Linked DNA regions of Homo sapiens: region 1 is linked to region 2. Evidence: read pairs that join two places in POLR2A ChIA-PET (ENCODE). Cell type or tissue: MCF 10A. All regions are shown on one strand. Links, peaks and the distances in the headings refer to the core of each region. The heading gives the core; the rest is flanking DNA. Region 1 holds the start of TMEM150A (transmembrane protein 150A). Region 2 overlaps ATOH8 (atonal bHLH transcription factor 8).

The links. ChIA-PET counts read pairs that join two places held together with the same protein. Peaks named below come from ENCODE experiments on the same cell type or tissue, not always from the same donor. Only the 100,000 strongest peaks of a DNase experiment are listed, where the experiment ranks them.
Region 1: POLR2A ChIA-PET joins it to region 2 with 5 read pairs; 6 of 35 experiments call an interaction of 5 or more read pairs at or near these places.

Annotation. Positions count from the first base shown.
Region 1 is chr2:85,599,478-85,605,538 of GRCh38, reverse strand. It overlaps TMEM150A (transmembrane protein 150A), which reads left to right and starts at 2,841. Exons shown (of 8, transcript NM_001031738.3): 1 at 2,841-2,932; 2 at 3,475-3,655; 3 at 4,057-4,104; 4 at 4,432-4,518; 5 at 5,127-5,194; 6 at 5,521-5,648; 7 at 5,837-6,014. The coding sequence starts at 3,591. C2orf68 (chromosome 2 open reading frame 68) reads left to right here. Exons shown (of 4, transcript NM_001013649.4): 4 at 1-285. It also overlaps a transcript of USP39 not described here. RefSeq lists silencers at 2,632-3,211, 3,312-3,371. In MCF 10A, for the core only: a CTCF peak has its summit at 2,880 (motif pointing right); a DNase peak (open chromatin) is centred at 2,778.
Region 2 is chr2:85,765,356-85,771,416 of GRCh38, reverse strand. All of the region lies in intron 2 of ATOH8 (atonal bHLH transcription factor 8), which reads right to left. Among named protein-coding and RNA genes, the nearest start is that of ATOH8, 14 kb to the right of the region's middle. RefSeq lists enhancers at 1-1,073, 4,685-5,267, 5,268-5,850, 5,851-6,061 and a silencer at 1,417-1,711. In MCF 10A, for the core only: a CTCF peak has its summit at 1,599 (motif pointing left); no DNase peak of the experiment used is centred there.

The DNA.
Region 1 (6,061 bases), core at 1,623-4,122, 170 kb after region 2:
CAGATGGTCATACAGCCATAGGCACCCACCCGAAATTTCCCTAGGAGTTGGAGTAATGCTAGAATTGAAGACCTTCTGAGTAAAGGGCTTCTCTGCCTTCTCAGAGGCAGGAGAATTTGCACTGGTTGTGTTAAATGTATAAAAAGCTATATGTTCACCAGTTTACTCATTTCCAATGTGTAGATGAATAAAATGTAGTGTACAAATTATTTGAAAATCCCAGAAGGAAGGTACTTTTCAAATACAGTATTTTTTTTAACAAATAAACTTACGATTTTTACAGCACTGTTTTTGCCAAGAGTTGTGAAATAACTTGTGTACTTGGGGAAGTGGAGGTTAAATACCTGCCCTAAAGTCATTCCACCACCGAGTCAGCACTGGAAATCTCATCTCTTGCTTTGCCACACTATTTTAAGAGCTGTCCCTGTTGGAACATAACAACTAGACAGACTCATGTAGCATTAGAGTTGGAAGGTCTTTTTAAAGACATCTGGTCCTACTTCTTACATGATACACAATTCCCCCTACCAACTACCTATGAAGAGCCCTTCTGTCATACGGAGCTCCATCCTGGGATAATTCTATTTTAGGAACTATTAGATTGTCATACTAAGCCAAAAGCTGCCTCATGTCCCGGATCTGGACTACTATGCCTTGCCCCCACATCATGTTAGAACTTGAGTAGTCCTCTCAGGCCTTCATCTTGATTGGATAGGGACTCAAACCCAGCTCAAGAAGATATAGTGTTAAGAATTGCAAAGCTTCCAATTAGGGTTCACAGCCCCATTGGGCAGATAAGGTGCCTACGCAGTGGGAATGCAGTTGGGCAGGAAGATGGTTCCTGTCAATTAGCAAGGAAGCACACCCTTGTCCTGAGGCACAAAGCATAGCCAGCGGCAGGTGAGCTGGATTTTATCCCCCACTGGTTTATTCAGCCAGGTGTGCTTGTACAGTGATCACTACACAGCCATACTTCTTGGCCCTGTTTTAACTACTTGTCCTAATGTGTTTAAGGACAGGGCTCTCCCGCTGGGCACGGTGGTTCACATCTGTAATCCCAGCACTTTGAGAGGCCAAGGCGAGCGGATCACCTGAGGTCAGGAGTTCAAGAGCAGCCTGACCAACATGGTGAAACCCCGTCTCTACTAAAAATATAAAAAAATTAGCTGGGCATGGTGGCAGGCACCTGTAATCCCAGCTACTCGGGAGGCTGAGGCACAAGAATCACTTGAACACAGGAGGCAGAGGTAACAGTGAGCCGAGATTGCACCATTGCATTCCAGCCTGGGCAACAAGTGAAACTCTGTCTCAAAAGAAAAAGGGCTCTCCAACAGGTTTTCTGCTTCCATTTCTGCTTTCCACTGGGTCCAAGAAGGTTTCTCCCTCTTCAAGTCATTGTGCAGTTTATTCTGCTCTACTTCTCTAAAGCACAGGACCCTGTTGTTTCACATAGCCTTTGCCTCACCAGTGTTGCCAAACTTCAGCTCCCCACGCTGGGCAACCTGCGCCTGTGCACCATTCAGGTGATGATCTGTCATCTCACAAGGGCTCCAACAGATGCTGGGACCGCCTTTGAGACAGAATGCCAGGCACACTTCTGATATGTGAAAGTATTTCCACCCTTGCAATAATTTAAGAAACATCCGGGCCAGGCGCAGTGGCCCACGCCTGTAATCCCAGCACTTTGGGAGGCCGAGGCGGGCGGATCACGAGGTCAGGAGATCGAGACCATCCTGGCTAACATGGTGAAACCCCGTCTCTACTAAAAATACAAAAAAATTAGCCGGGTGAGGTGGCGGGCGCCTGTAGTTCCCAGCTACTCGGGAGGCTGAGGCAGGAGAATGGCGTGAACCCGTGAGGCGGAGCTTACAGTGAGCCGAGATCGCGCCACTGCACTCCAGCCTGGGCGACAGAGCGAGACTCCGTCTCAAAAAAAAAAAAAAGAAAAAGAAAAAGTAAAAAAAAAAGAAACATCCAGGAATGCACTCATAGCCTGTAAGTTTTTGGTGAAGCTGGTCAGTAATTTTTCCCACACTATCCTGTTTCCTTTTCCCAGATTCCTCCGGGTCTCTCACCTTCCCCTCTTTGCTTACCAACACTGGCCATGTTAATCCTTACCTACTCTACACTGACACCTACATGTGTCTATTTAGAATGGATGTCCTCTGGTCTCTGCCGTCTTATTTCAAATAAGTGTTGATCAGTCGGGAAACACGTCTTGGACACTGATTTCTGGCTAGTACATTGTGTACTTGTATGCAGGAAAGCAAAAAGTATCTAATGAAAGCAGCCCTCCTCCGGAGTTTGCTGAGCCACAGGAACCATAAGCCAAATCCCAGGCGCTTGGATTTCTTAAGAAACAGCCAAGTCTTTGTGTCTGCTTCTCTGGACCCACCGCAGCCCTGGCCAGAGGCAGGCATGGGGCGCCACGTTGAGAGAGCTTCCTAGAGGACTCACCGTTGGCCGGTGCAGGCTGCAAAATGTGCGCAGTGGCGGAGAGACGCTCCTCCAGCCATGTGCACGGCGACAATCCCAGGTAGAGCTGGAATGCAGGCTGCCCCGAGATCCCCACCTGCTGACGCTTCCCCGGCAGGAATCGGTTAAACGGAACCTCTAGTCATCTCGGTTTTAGAGCGGTCTTCACGCCACAGCCCTCCGCGCCCAGGTCCTCCGAAGTTGGGACACCGCCCACGTTTCCCCCGTGACGCGGGCGCGGGGGCTCGGGAGTTGTAGTCTCGGGCAGGGCGCGGGCACCGAGGCCGGGGCTGCGCGGACTCCACGTCCCGGCGGGCGGCGCGGCGAGGCCTGGGGCCTCCAGGGGCGGGGCCGCTCGGCCCTTTAAACCTTTCAGGGCTGCTCCGAGGGCCGCAGCTAGAGTCGGCGCCACGAGGGGGCCGAGCAGGGTGCGGCGGCGGCGGGGCGCTCCGGGGAGGTGCGTACTGGGCTCCTTCCCTTCCTCCGGGCTTCCAGGAATCACCTGGGGACTCTCGCGTCCCGGGTCCTGGGGGGTCGCCGGCCGCAGGGTCCGGCCCCAGCCGGGGTCCCCGCGCCCAGGCGAGCGGGGGCCGGGCCGGGCTGGGCTTTCCGCGTGAACCCGCCCCTCGCCCAGGGCGCCGATGGTCAGGTGGTTGCCTGCGCGCCGCCGACTCGCCACCGCTCCACTGGGCCGGCACCCAGCCTCTCCTTGGCGTGGCCTCTTCGGTTGTCCAGCCCTTCTCCCAGCCCTGGTCCCTCAGAAGGAGGGTAACTCCCTTCCAGATGTTACGGTCCGCCTGCGTCTCTCAGCACGCCGGTGGCATTTGGGTTGACCGCGGAGGCCCCCAGTGCCAGAGGGTGTTCACGTTCTGCCGTGGGCTCAGCCCAAACTTTGGACGCTCAGAGACCCAACGGGAGCGCTGGATAAGGTGTTGACCCCCTTCCCCTCCCCCTTCCCGGCCAGTTACCCACTCCTGGACTTTGATCTCTCTCCACCAGGCCAGGACAGCTGATGGTTGTGGCAGAAACATCTCAAGGTAGCTGGTCCGCCCCCACTTCCCCATCTACCTCTTGTCCTCCCCCCAACACCACCACCACCCTGGCTCCCCTCCCTCATGACCGCCTGGATCCTCCTGCCTGTCAGCCTGTCAGCGTTCTCCATCACTGGCATATGGACTGTGTGAGTAAAGGGGGGTGCCCGGGGGGCAACAGGAGCTTGATGACGCACACAAAGTCTCTTGTCCTGTCATAGCCACGGTGGTACCCAGGGTCACTCTGGGTGTCTCAAAAGCCTGACTTGGTGCCTGGGCACACAGCCCCTTGGGACAAGCTGGCACCACTGCTGTCCAGCAGGGTGGCCCTGACAAATATACTTCTAGCCAGGGCAATTTCCAGAGGGCCTGTAGCTGGGGGCATGCTGCAGGTGCTGGTGTGGCATCAAGCCTTAGGGACCTCAACTTGAGTCCCCAGCAACAATAATGAGGCTGAATGGGGCCAGAAATCAAGGTTGAAGAGAAGGGTCATGGGGTGGGTTGAGTGGGGCTCGGGAAGGCTGCCAGGGTGACAGTTCTGTTCCCACAGGTATGCCATGGCTGTGATGAACCACCATGTATGCCCTGTGGAGAACTGGTATGAAGGACTCTGCAGACAACCTTGCTCTAAAGCTTCCTTCATCTCTGTCCCCTCTTGGGCCTGAGGCTGCCACGAGCCAGACTGCAACCCTGAGCCTCACTGCTCTTCTCTGAAATTGGTCCCCAGGCATGGCTTCTTGCCACCTACCCACTTCCCACTATCCCTTTGCCCCTTTGGTTACTGCTTCAGGCGGGCACTGGGGAGTGGGATCTTCTGTCCCTGTAGGGGAGGTCTGGGAGAGAGTCCTCTTTGAGGCCTGAGGCTATAGGCCAAGGGCCTGGGGGCAGTCCCTTCCCCCAGTCTACTCCCTGTCCTGCCTGCCAGGTCCTACAACGAGTCCTGCCCTCCTGACCCTGCTGAGCAAGGGGGTCCCAAGACCTGCTGCACCCTGGACGATGTCCCCCTCATCAGGTAAGGCCTGGACATTGGGCCGGTCAGGGAGATCTAAGGGCCTCCCAGACAGCCCCTCAAGCAAAGAGCTGTCCTTGGGTCTCAGGAACAATAAGTATCCTAAGAGCCACTTAATAACAACACTACTTGACAGTTACTGTGGGGCAGGCACTCTGCTGAGTGCTTTATATGCATTGTCTCTTTTCATCCTCCCAGGAGTGAGGCAGGTATTGTTTTCACCATTTTATAGGTGAGGAAACAGGCTCAGTCTTCCTCATCCAGGTCACACAGCTAATAAGCGGAGGCACCTGGATTTAAGCTGGAGCCCTCAGATTGCCCAGCCCGTGTTCTGGCTCAAGGATAGCCAAACCAGCCGCAGGGCTCAGCAAAGAGTGTCAGGGTTGCCCGAACACTCCTGGGCACTCCCTTCTCTCTCACACACATGAGCTCTGCTTTGGGGGCCCAGCCTGGAACCAGTTGTTCATGAGGGACCCTGGATCTTCACATAAATCAGTGGCCTGCCTGCTAAGGAGCAGGTGCAGGTAAAGCAGGGGAGAGCCAGTGAGCCAAAATGGGGGCCCCCCGGGCCTCCTGCACCCCTCTTACTCTGTCCTTCCCCCTCCTCGCAGCAAGTGTGGCTCCTATCCCCCAGAAAGCTGCCTCTTCAGCCTCATTGGCAACATGGGTGCTTTCATGGGTGAGTTGTACCCTTAGCCCTGACCCTGCGTGCCCAGCCCAGTGATCCCCACACAGAAAGGCCCAGGAAGCCCTTCTGTGCAGCCCTCCCCACCAAGGGCTAAGGCAATAGAGGCAGCTTCTCCCCTTCCTTGAAGGCCAAAAGCTGACTCCCACACAGCCACCCTGCTGGCTGGAGCCTGAGGAAACCTAGTTCACCACCCGCCTGTCTGTTCCTTTCTGCCCCTCAGAAGGGGCAGGAGCACCACAGCGTCTGGGGGAAGCTGACAGGCTCGCTGGGCAGGGCCAGGGCTGGAGGAAGGCCTCAACTGTGCTCTCCTCCCCCAGTGGCCCTGATCTGCCTCCTGCGCTACGGGCAGCTCCTGGAGCAGAGTCGGCACTCTTGGGTTAACACCACGGCACTCATCACAGGCTGCACCAACGCTGCGGGCCTCTTGGTGGTTGGCAACTTTCAGGTGCTTCCCCTTCTCCCCTGCAAACCTTAAACTTTACCTAACAAGGCCTGGCTGCCTGCAGTGTGGCACCTCAAGGTTGGGGCTGGAAAGAGGGAGAGGAAGGAAGAGGGAGAGAGGAGATTCATTGAAGGAGGGGTGGAGAGGTGGGGCCATGGCCACATCACCAACTGGCCCTTCTCTGGGCCCAGGTGGATCATGCCAGGTCTCTGCACTACGTTGGAGCTGGCGTGGCCTTCCCTGCGGGGCTGCTCTTTGTTTGCCTGCACTGTGCTCTCTCCTACCAAGGGGCCACCGCCCCGCTGGACCTGGCTGTGGCCTATCTGCGAAGTGTGCTGGCTGTCATCGCCTTTATCACCCTGGTCCTCAGTATCCTTTCAGGACGGGGCAGCCAGGAACTCATCCTCTAGCTCAAC
Region 2 (6,061 bases), core at 1,146-3,645:
CTCTCTGGCACTCACCGGGAACACCAGCCCTTTCTCATATGGGGTCTTGTTTAATCCTTTCAGCAAGGCAGCAAGGCAGATTTGTGTGCTTTCACTTTACAGATGAGAGGACTGGGGATCAGAGAGGTCAAATAACATGCCCAAGGCCACAGAGCGAGAGTGACAGTGCCAGGACTCAAATCCAGGTCTCCAGCCCCAGAACTCTGCACTTTGCCTACTTCACAGTTTTGCTGAGGGCCGCCATAGCGTGCGTTCCTGTGCCTTAAATGATAGCACTACAGAGCACCAGAAAGAACCACAGCGTTCTCTGGGGTTAGCCCCCACCCTACACAGACACCCCTTCTCCAGCGTCCCGAGAGCCACTGAGCCTCCACAGGGGCTTCCAGAGGGGAATCTTGGCTCAGAGGTGCCCCAGGGGGTTCTCTGCATTCCCCAGTGTGGTCAGTTAGGGCATCAGAGGGGACTTCCCACGTCTCAGAGACCTTCTGAGCAGGAAGAGCTGGTTTTTCTCCCTAGGTCAGAGATCCTGAGTTTTCATTCATTCTCAGTGTGTTGGGGAGAAGGGTGGGGTCTGGGAGCGCATGTTGAGGGTGGGGAGCAATTTGGAAAAAGAGAGAGGAGGAGGAAAGGGGCAGAGAGTGTGAAAAGAGGGAGGAAGCGGCACCCCAGCCTTTCCCTGCGCCTCGCCTCGAGACCACCCGGGGAACCTCAGAGGCACGGTCCACGTTCAGGGAAAGCCAGCTCAGCTCACCTGGGAGGCTCCCCAGCCAATGACCCCTCCAGCCCAGGCCCTGCCAGACTTGTGGCCTAACAGTGTCAAATGGGAGAAGAGAAACGGCAGCTGAGAGAACACTCCGTGTTAGAACAAACAGCTGGCGACAAACGTCTATGTAATTGGAATGCCAGAAAAAATAAATTGCATCCATTTTTATGGCTAGTTGGGAATTTGATGGTGGTTTCCCACCCACCCCCCTTTTCCCCAGCATAGATGGCCTCCTTGGGCTTTGAAAGCAGATGGTATTTAACTTAATAACTGGGCCGGGAGGGGGTTGGATATGTGAGCCACCAACCTCCCCTCAACCCCACTCCCATGTGAGAAGCAGGACAGGGAAGCAGTAGGAGCTGGGGGCACACACCTCTGTTAGTGGTTAGGTGATCTCAGGCAAGTTCCTTGGGCTCAGGGAGCCCCGGACTCACCATCTGTGCATCAGACAACACCAGTCCCCCACCTCAAGGGTTGGTGAGAGGAGCCCACGAGGTGATACCCGGGAAGCACCAAGCACATGCCTGGCACATGATCCACGCTCTCTGAACATCAGATGTCGCCAGTATTCTCAGGGCAAACCGCCCTGAGGTCCCAACAGTCTCTAGGAGCGACTTTCAAATCTCTGTGAAATGCCCTGAGAAGTAACACAGGGGTCAGTCATTAAAGCAGAAAGAGGATTTAGGTGGGCTTGGCAAGGGCCTTAGAAATCACTTATGACAGCTCCTCACTTTTCAGAGACAAGGCCTCAGCAGGGCTGACAATGTACATGGGAGGTAGGAACAAAGCTGGGACAGTGCCCCTTGGTGGGCACCCTAGGGGCCATAGGTGGAACTGAATCCAGGCAGGGTGCGGCTCTGGAGACTCCGCCTCCCACAGTCCACAGAAGGGGCTGGCACCCAGGGATCCTGTCCGAGGCCTGGGCTCAGCTATCCAGACAGAAGGGGGCCCCTCCTACACACCCTCAGCTCACACCAAACCCCCTTCACCCGACAAAATCCAATATGCCTTCATCTTGTCCCTGGCACCGAAGCTACGGGGTCTGCACCCAAGACGTTCTTCCAAAGCGGACCCAGGCCATACTAGGACCTGCCTCCTGTCCCCAGAAAGCAGCAAGGAAAAGAGGGAGGACACAGATCTCATGAAGCTGCACTGGCTTAATTGCCACCTCTGGCTTCAGATTACCCACAGGGCCAGGAGCAAACCTCCCAGCCCTGCAGACCCCGCCTTCCCAGCACTGGCACACGGCTGCAGGCACACCACCCGGGGGGGTCTAGCTTGCTGGCTAAGCCTCTGGTACAGCCCTCAACTCAGCACTTTCTGGTTCGTCTTGTCTCCCATGCAAAACCAGGGCCTTTGAGCAACTTGAGGGCAGGAACTTACTGGCCATTTATTGCCAGGGCTCAAAACATGCTATCAATTTGAGTAGCTGTTGTTGTAGTTAGTATTATACTACCTGATGGCTTAAAATCATTAGAAGACAATGCCCTGGTTTGTGCAAAATCAGTGCTTTCCTATTCCATAGATCTGGGGGTGGCCCACCCAGCCCAGGTGTGGAAGAACAGTTCTGCCTCCTCCTTGTCTTCCTCTTTCCCCTCCTCCTCCTCAGAAGCTCCCAGGAGTTGCTGCTTTAAAAACAGGAGCTGTGGAAAAGTGGCCCAGAGCCAGGTGCTTAACGTGCATTATCTCCGGCTGCAGCCGGAGTCAGAACTGAACTCCCCAGAGTCCTTCCAGGCCTCCCGCCCGTCTCTCTGCTGGGCGGCCTCTGACATGGGCCTCTGCACTACTGGGGCTTCCAAATGGGGCTCCAAATCCTCAAAGTCATGATCTGTGAGGCCCAGAAGGGGAGGATTCACTGGCCAAGGAATGCAGGTTCCCCACCCCCTGCCGAGGAGGGCTGAGATGGGCGGAAGGATGCACCTGGGCTTGGAGGGGGAGCTGAGTGCCCTTTAAATCTCATTCTTAATGCTGACCTGGACCCACAGTGCAGCTCCTCGGGGTGCGAGGGACCTCAGAGGACACTGAGCTCAACCTCCCAAGTGGGCATCTTGAAGGAGGGTCGCCCAGCCTCTTTTGGACACAGTAGCTCTGAGGGAAGCAGTCCCTGCATGGGACAGTTCAAATGGCCGCCAATCACACCAGCGATGACCACTGCCATCACAGCTGCTACAGCAGGCATCTGCTTGCGGCCTCACAGCCTTTGGTCCAGATTTTTGCTCCCAGGCTTCTGCAACCCTGCCTGACAGGCCTGTCAGCAGTCCTCTACCCTAAGGCTTTAAACCCCAGCTAACATGCAACTGAGTTGCCAGGAGGGTGACTGTGAAGCTATGGGCCACCATGCACCTTGTCAGGAATTCCTTTACCAGGCAGGCTTCCACAGCCACAGCACATGGAGCGGCAAGCGTGGCTCATTGGGGTAGGAAGGGCTGGGAAGCAAGTAGGCCTTAGGTGGTCATCTCATTTTCCAGAGAGGAACAGCAATGGACTCCAGCAACCCTGAGTGGTCGTGAGAGGGACAGTGGCCTGAAGTCAGGTGGAGGGGCCTCACAGAGAAACTACACACTCGTAATATCATTCAGACTCAAACTGGGCCCACGCTCCTGTCCCAGGGCCATCTCCAAGGTGACGCCAAGAGGCAAGCCCCAGGGTGGTGGCCCAGGGACTGTGTGCTAATCCAGACCCTGTGTGGTGGGGACTCCAACCCATGAACCCACCTCCTGACCCAGAGAGGGCAAAGCAGGTCTGGATGGAAGGCTCTAGTTCTCACCCCTCTCCTGCCCTCCTGTGCCCCTGCAGGACTCTGGGCAATCTCTCCAGCCCTCCTGGGTCCCCTCCACAGTCCACAGCTTCCTGATGGCCCCTGATGGCTAGAAATTTGTGTTAGAAGCAGAAATTCTTTGGTTTGCTTTTTCCTTTTTCTCACCCTAACCACTCCTGGTTCCCAAATCCTCTAGACCAAGAAGTGTTCAGTCGCTGCATGATGGTGGGGACTATGTGGTAAATTATTTTGTACCTGCACTGTGTCAGGTACATAGAGGGTACTCAATAGCTGTTCATGGAAGGGAAGGGAAGGAGAGGGGAGGGGAGGGGAAGAGGGAATACCAAGAAGCACTTTGAGATTCCCATCTCTTGCTTGGGGACCCCTACAGTAGTCACATGTCCTGTTGAGCGGGGGTAGACAACTGCTGAAGAGGGTGAACGGTGGGGAAGAGGGGCTCTTCCTCCCAGCACCTGTTATAAGTTCCTGGGCTTCCCCTGGCCCCTGCCTGGCTCCCAGGCTGTGGTGTGGCAGGACTGAGCGCTGTGAGCAGTGCATGCTCTCAGTCACCTCTTCCCAAAAACTCATAACCACGTGCAATCTACTGGTAGACCTTTGCAAGTCTTTTCACAGAAATAATCCTAGACATGAGGAAAGAATATTTGTTGGTTCAATTGTCCTGGGGGTTGATTCCCCAAACAGAATCTCTGTAAATGGAGGTGGGGCCTCAGGAGTCCCAGGCTGGGAGGCACAAAACGAAGAAAATAAAACCGGTGAGGTTCCAATTGCAACTCGAAAGCCAGGACACATCTAAAGATGGGCTCCTCATTCAATGCCATCTCAAGCCCCCCAAAAAAAGGGAAGGACAAGGGGCCCCAGGAGGCAGGGAAGTACCCTCCCCTGGGGCTTCAGGCCCCCTCGGTGTCAGGGCCCATGAGTCCACTCTGGGGCAGGACATCTGCCGAGGGGACCAGCTAAGGCCAGCTATGCTGGGCTTCAGTGTGGGGCCACACATCCCCACCAAGAGAGCGGATAAAGAGGGGAACAGTGTGAGCCAGACTCAGAGAGAAAGACAGGTAGACAGACAGATGGAGGGTGACAGCTAGCAATTATGACCGCAAAAGCATAGGTGCCCAGAAGCGGGACACAGGGGCCTGCCTGGAAGGGCTGCCTGGGAGCTCGAAGGCTCCAGCGACTCCAGGGGTCCTGAGCTGGAAAGGAATCTGGCTGCTTGAGATGCCCACACTTGCAAAGGCTGCCGTGTCAAATCCTGGTCGTCCAGATAAAACTATGGAAGGGGCTGGTATGGGAAGGGCTGGAATTATGAACACCGGCCCCCATGGGGAGACGCAGGGCCAGCCAGGGCTTCCTGAGTGGTTTCATATGAGAAATGTGTCACCACACATATGATGTGAGTCTGCGAGACCATGAAGGTCATTAGGGCAAAGACATACAGACCCCACCTCCCAGAGTCCCAGCTGGGTGACCTCCTCACCCAGCTGGGAAAGACTGAGGGCAGGAGGCAGGAAGTGCCCTCAGGCCCGGGCTGGGTGTGGGGGAGGGAGGGTGGAGAGGAAACAGTCGAGTTCCTACCCTGGAACTTCCATCTCGACCCCCAAAATCCCTCTCCAGGGCAATTTCACCACATAAGTAAGCCCCATAGGATAAGCCTCAAGTTCAGAGCTCAAGCATTTTAGGGGCTCATTATCATTACCCTGAGGACGGTGACCATGCAGACACCACACGCTCTCCTGCAGTAACTCCTTTCATCTTCACGGTGGCCCATGAGTGAGTATTTCCACCGTCCCCACTTATCAACAAGAAAACTGAGGCGGAGGAGGCTAAGCAATGGGTGCAGGATAACACAGCTGGTGAGTGGTGAGCCAGGGCTTGAACTCGGGGCTGTGCTATGCTCTTAACCACAATCTGTAGCCTCAGGTAAAGTCCCAGACTCCACAATGGGAAGGTTGGACCAGGCCCAGAGGGTGTCTAAGATGTGTTAGATTTGAGGTGATTTCAGGGGAAGCCAAAAGCTCGGCTCTGTCGGGCCTCTCCACCCAACTTGTCCCTCCTTCCTCACCAGCCAGGCATCCAGCCTCCTCCCAGCCCAAGACCCTGCTCCATTCAAAGAACCCGGGAAGGCGGGACCTCCACGCTGGCTTCTGCCTTCCCTGGGTGAAGAGGAGGGTGCGGGGGTAGGGCAGTGAGGGGCTGAGATGGAGACGGGGCGCCTGCCCACTCTGCCCATCTACACCTCCGGACCGCCTGAATGCCAGGGGAAGTTCACCGAGAGTTTACAAACCTCCTTTGTCACCGAGCGCCGCGGGAGCCATCAATCACGCCCTAATTTACCAGTGTCACTTTCCAGAGGAAAGCTGCCCAGAGCCGCCAGTGGCGCTTCCTCTCTCACCCACTTGATGAGGATTTTGTCTAATTGGTCCACGTTAAAGCACTCCCAGGAATGCAACGTGCAGTTACCGTGGCAGCGGCAGCGGGGAGCCCTGAGAAGGTGTCGTGACCCTCCCTGGCATGAGTCTGGA